Linked DNA regions of Homo sapiens: region 1 is linked to region 2. Evidence: chromatin loops called from intact Hi-C (ENCODE). Cell type or tissue: MCF 10A. All regions are shown on one strand. Each heading gives the region's core, and the rest is flanking DNA. Links, peaks and the distances in the headings are about the cores only.

Region 1 (2,818 bases), core at 113-2,612, 74 kb after region 2:
CTGGCTCCTCTACTTGCCGGTTTTGAGCAAGTTATGAAGCTATGCAACCTTCATCAGTAAAATAGGAATAATAAAAATACCTATCTTATGGGGGTTTCCGGCAACTACATTAATTAAAATATACAAAGCAACATGAAATAATAAATGTTAATATTGTAATGCCCATAATACTTTAAGAGAGATATTAACCAATGGAGCATAGCCTGACAAGGTGACCAGAATATGAAGACAAACTGAGATTATGCCATGTGAAGAATAATTGTAGTTATATGCAACTTACAGTAAAGAAATGTTGGCCAGGCACGGTGGCTCACGCCTGTAATCCCAGCACTTTGGCAGGTCAAGGCAGGCAGATCACAAGGTCAGGAGTTCAAGACCAGCCTGGCCAACATTGTGAAATCCCATCTCTACTAAAAATACAAAAAATTAGCTGGGTGTGATGACGGGCGCCTGTAATCCAAGCTACTCAGAGGCTGAGGCAGGAGAATTCCTTGAACCTGGGAGGCAGAGGTTGCAGTGAGCTGAGATCACGCCACTGCACTCCAGCCCGGGTGACAGTGCAAGACTCCGTCTCAAAAACAAAAAAGTCAGAAATGTTGGCAAGACATTACATGGCAAGATGTACTAAAATATCTGGAAAGCAATCCAGAGTGTTGAACCAGGAACATTAGTGGAACTCTTGGGAAACAAATTCTAGCTCAAATTCTAGAAACACTTTTCATAAAAGAAATGTCTAACAATAAGAGGGTTTGTCATCAGAGAAAGTGGGTTCCCCTCCACTAAAGGTGTTTAACCAATAGCTGGATAACTCTTCATTTACAATATTTCAAAGAAATTGATCAAAAAAATGCAGGGGAGAAAAATGACTTCTAAGGGACTTAGGGGTCTCAGATGACAAAGGGCTTCATATGTCACCTAACAGTAAATAGGTGCTTATAGTAATTATTTTTAGTAAATTCCATAAAGTATAAATAGTCATGGCATGAGCTTAGGTTGATTTGTCATCTAGTTTCCCTTAATAACCCTGTTTACCCAGTGATGAGTAAAATACAGATCTAGGGATGTGTCACATCATCTGAAATTATTTCCCCAGCTCCATGATTCATCGTGGACAGCTCTAGACAAATGCTCTCAAGTGGTAGCTGTCCCTGGCTACTGCAGCTGCATTTCCTTTTGTTCCCATGGAATTTTTCTTGAAAAACACAATGACTATTTTTTTACCTCTACAATTTGCTTGCAGTGTTTCTTTTCATTCATTTAACGTGTTTTGAAAGCAATATGCCAAAGGGAATTTGAGAGGAGTTTTATTTTGACCCTATGTATCAGTTTCAAGAAGGTGAAAAAGTTCAGAAACAAAGAAATTGAGTCATCTTTTGACCTTGATACAACTGAAGCTTTAAGATAAATCCATTAAAAAGAGCTACTCAGTCGAATTCCTACTATGTACCAATAATAATTCTATTTTAAAAATAAAAAAACAGGCTAAGACGGGCTTAATAGCCAACTCAAAGCCACATGGTCAATAAGGAGGAAAGCTGAGAGTCAGTCATGTGAGTCTAATGTCAAATATATTATGCCTGATTTCTACCCTTTAAGACACACACACACACACACACACACACACACACACACACACACACACACCTGTTCCAGGCTCACTCCCTGCATCATACAGTAAAGCATGTCTCAAATCTTGAAGGTAGGAGAAGCCAGTGTACCATTCTCTATGGTCCTGAACCATCTTTCACCCTGAGGAACACACCAAGGCCAGTCTTTGAATTTGCATATAATATTTGATGTTACAGTTTGTACCTGCACGTTACTGTTTGGCCTGGATTTGTCCACTGGCTCAGGACTAGCCAGTTAGGCTCTCCCTCCCTGTAGCACCAACACCCTCCAACCCGACTCCTGGCACCTGGCCACTGGGCGTTTCCTTACCACCACCTGCACAAGAGCGATGTGATAATTTAGTCATTTAATCATCCATTTCAGCTGGAGTGTCAAGACATGTTATGCTGTGATTGGTTATGAATGGCACAGCATAAAGTTTTGCATAACTTGGAGTCCATACTGCAGCCTGACCTTTCAGAATATGGAAATTCCATGGCATGGAATACAAGAAAATGTGTGAAATGTGAGGGGAAAGGATGAAGAAAGCACCATCTCGTATTGATACTTAAGGGGCAAAAGGAATGTGCAGTGATGAATCCCACTGTACCAAGGACCAACTCCTCCCAGACCCAAGTCTGGATTTTTCACAGTGGGTTATTCTCCAGCTGCACAACATGGACCTTCTACTTGAGGAGGCCCCAGCCTCCCACCCAGCCTTCACACAAAATGCTCACATCAGTGAGTCCATTTGATGGCCTTTCCCAGAAATTCTTCCCACTGTTATTCATTTTCTTTGGCTTTCAATATCCACCTCTTCCAGAAGACCATCTCTAAAGTTTGTATTTATGATCCCCTCCTTGAAGTAAGGCACTGCAAAAATCTTTTTTGGGTTTACTTAGAGATGATGGGAAGCCATTGATGGATACACGTAAACTAGAAGAATTGTACTGGCATAGGTAAAAATCAACAAGAACAAGGGAGAACATGACTGTTTTTCTTTACAGGTTGTAAATTAGAATTTGAAAAAGTTCAAACGTCATAGTCAATATGTCCTTTAAGTTACATTTAATTTATAGATTCTTTCTCCATTTTATCTTTGCAATTTATTTCTCTAAGGCTCCACTTTGTAGTGTAGAGTTTCTCAGTATCAATTTTGCTGACCGATTCCCACAATATTTTATAACATGTTCCTCTGTCCTCTTTACTT
Region 2 (2,818 bases), core at 275-2,774:
CACACACTAGGGCCTGTTGTGGGGTGGGGGGAGGGGGGAGGGATAGCGTTAGGAGATATACCTAATGTAAATGACAAGTTAATGGGTGCAGCACACCAACATGGCACATGTATACATATGTAACAAACCTGCATTTTGTGCACATGTACCCTAGAACTTAAAAAGTATAATAAATATATATATATTTAAAAATAAAGAAATACATAAAAATAAATAAATAAAGCTAATGAGAGAATTTGCCTGGTTGAGTGTGAAACTGAGCCCCACTGAGCTGTATTACAAGAGCCAAAGGTCCTCCCCTACAGGATTTTACTGTGACTGCCTATCAAAACTCACTTAATTAATGCCACTTACATTCTATGTAGACTTTTCAAGCAAAAATAAATTTCATCTAATGATTTTTTAAAGCTCCAATAGCCTTCACATCTACACAAATATCAGTGCTAAAAAACAGTTAATCAAGGGATATGAACCGAGTCTGAGACCATCACTGTCAAATCTTTGTTCATGGAAGCAGGTGGAGTTAGGGCAGATACGCCAGACATTCTTCCTTACTAAAAGCATCTAGTCCCACTGCCTGATACAAAGTGAGTTCTTAACAACTTTTCCTTTACTTCTGCTTAAGTAGCTTTATCCTACCTGCTTCCTGCAACTTTATCATCATGTATATAGTAATGGGCTTGTTGGTAGGGATGTATTTTCAGGCCAAGGAAAGGTTGGGAGACAAGAGGAGAAGGATGAAGATTAGTTATGTAGTTAATTGTACAGATAGCCTTATTCCCTTTAAGTTTTAAGATAGTCAAGAAAAATATTTGAAGGATGATTAATATTAACAGGAAAAAAGGGAAAGAGAATCAGTAAATAAACAAAAAGGAGAGAGATGATGACAATGACCACGAGTTCTTGACCAATAATATTAATAACCATCTATTCAGGGCTCCTATTTGCTAAGTGCCGAATACATTCTTATCTCTATCAGGTACTCATAGACTCATTTTGCAAGTGAGAAAAGGGGTTGAGTGGAGGGCCACAGAACTGGAATGTTTTTGGAGTTGGGATTTGCCTACATGCTTTCCACCATTCCATTATTCCCAAGGCTTTTTAGAAAAACAGAAGTGGCTAGATAAAGGGGAGAAAAAAGGAAAAGGAAGGTATTTAGTTCTCCATTTGTACTCCTCTGGCCTCCTGCTGGTCATTTCAGTCAGGGGATGATATGGAGACCCTGGTAAGTCCCATTCAGGCACCCACCCCCCCAAAAAAAGTAGCTGTTCGTGTTCATTATTCATGTTGAAATTGATAAAGAAACCAAGGGTTTTAATCACAGCAAAGAGAAACTGTTATTCTTTAGCTAACAGTACTCAGCTAATGCTGGACCAAAATTATAGGAAAATATATATAGCATAAATGAGTCATAAAAACTTTGAGAGTCACATGAATGTATGAACATTCTCCACAGGCCTTGTTTATGTAATCATGTATCTACTTACATGGGTGTGTTTATCTTAGCTTTTCCATGTGGAACCCAGCTTGCTGTAGACCCAATCTCTTTCTAAACAGTGAGTAATCAAAAGGAATTCATCTGTGAGTAACTTCACACATTTATTATAAGATGTTAGAGTGAGGAACAAGGTGGTTTAAATGATAGCATAAAGTAACACAATTCCCAGAGTTTTAAGTCCAGAAAAAATTCAAGAGTCAGGTCTGTGGTGAATCTCTCAAGCAATAAAGAAAATGCTTTCGTTTATAGACCAATTGACATCAGAACTTGGAGAAAAGAATCATTTCACTTTATAATGCTGGAATTTGAAAGATATGGCATTAGAAATTGACAAAGTCTTTTTATGTTTAATTTTATTTAAAATCTCCATCTTCCAGGGAAAACAACCAGGTTTCAAGTGTCATTGTAAAAATTGACATGCCCTATGTTTGATTTGCTATGTAAATCACACTCCCAAACAAACATTTTCTGACAGTTCAAACTCATCGTGGCAGCTCCCAAGCAGAGAGGTCAACTAATAAGAGATAGTCTCTTCCCTTTTTTATGCTAGCTGTAAAATATTCTGGGTATCACCCCTGCATACATTCCAAACCTAGAAGCATACTATGTGTTTCAAATTTATCTAGACTTAGATATCTGTCTAGATATGGTAGTCATTAGCCAAACAAGGCTAAATTAATTAAATCCAACAAAATTAAGAATTCCATATTCCTGTCTCACTAGCCATATTTCAAGTGTTCCATTGTCATATGGGGCTAGTGGCTATTGTATTTATTGGCACATGGTTATAGAATATTTCTATCATTGCAAAAAAAAATTTTCTTCATCAGTGCTTCTCTAGACAAGTATCTTCCCTTCACAAAGATGGAAATCTGTTTTTAAAGATACCTTGTTGGAAGGGAGAACAAGAAAGCAATCACCTTACTTCCTCTCCTACAATTTAAGAACATGAGACTCAAGAGGTTAACTGGCTTTGTTAAACTCAACACCAGTTAATGAGAGAACCAAGACTAAAGTCCACCTTTCTTGCATCATGCTCATTCCCAGGCTATTCACAGGGTCGTTTCATTAAATGCTATGAATAAATGGTATATTTGAATGGCCAAGATATTTTCCAACCATCTTCAGTTCCTGACTCCTATAAGATGAAATTTTCACAAGTCTCCAGGCTCTTTCATTTCTATTTCTACTTCTCTAGGTATATACCACCATCACCACTATCATCCTTTCCTCCTCTTCAAACTCAAATCCAAGTTAGCATAAACTCTCCTGTAAGCTCCTTTCTAGGGTTTTCTAAGCCAAAACCCAGACTCTCTCCCA

The links. Peaks named below come from ENCODE experiments on the same cell type or tissue, not always from the same donor. Only the 100,000 strongest peaks of a DNase experiment are listed, where the experiment ranks them.
Region 1: a loop joins it to region 2, with 2.3 times the contacts of the local background. A loop is called at or near these places in 1 of 110 quality-filtered maps.

What each region holds. Positions count from the first base shown.
Region 1 is chr3:178,776,860-178,779,677 of GRCh38, forward strand. The region is part of intron 1 of KCNMB2 (potassium calcium-activated channel subfamily M regulatory beta subunit 2); the gene reads left to right. The region is part of intron 3 of KCNMB2-AS1 (KCNMB2 antisense RNA 1); the gene reads right to left. Among named protein-coding and RNA genes, the nearest start is that of KCNMB2-AS1, 82 kb to the right of the region's middle. In MCF 10A, for the core only: no CTCF peak of the experiment used is centred there; a DNase peak (open chromatin) is centred at 1,102.
Region 2 is chr3:178,702,263-178,705,080 of GRCh38, forward strand. The region is part of intron 1 of KCNMB2 (potassium calcium-activated channel subfamily M regulatory beta subunit 2); the gene reads left to right. All of the region lies in intron 5 of KCNMB2-AS1 (KCNMB2 antisense RNA 1), which reads right to left. Among named protein-coding and RNA genes, the nearest start is that of KCNMB2-AS1, 160 kb to the right of the region's middle. In MCF 10A, for the core only: a CTCF peak has its summit at 1,237; a DNase peak (open chromatin) is centred at 1,519.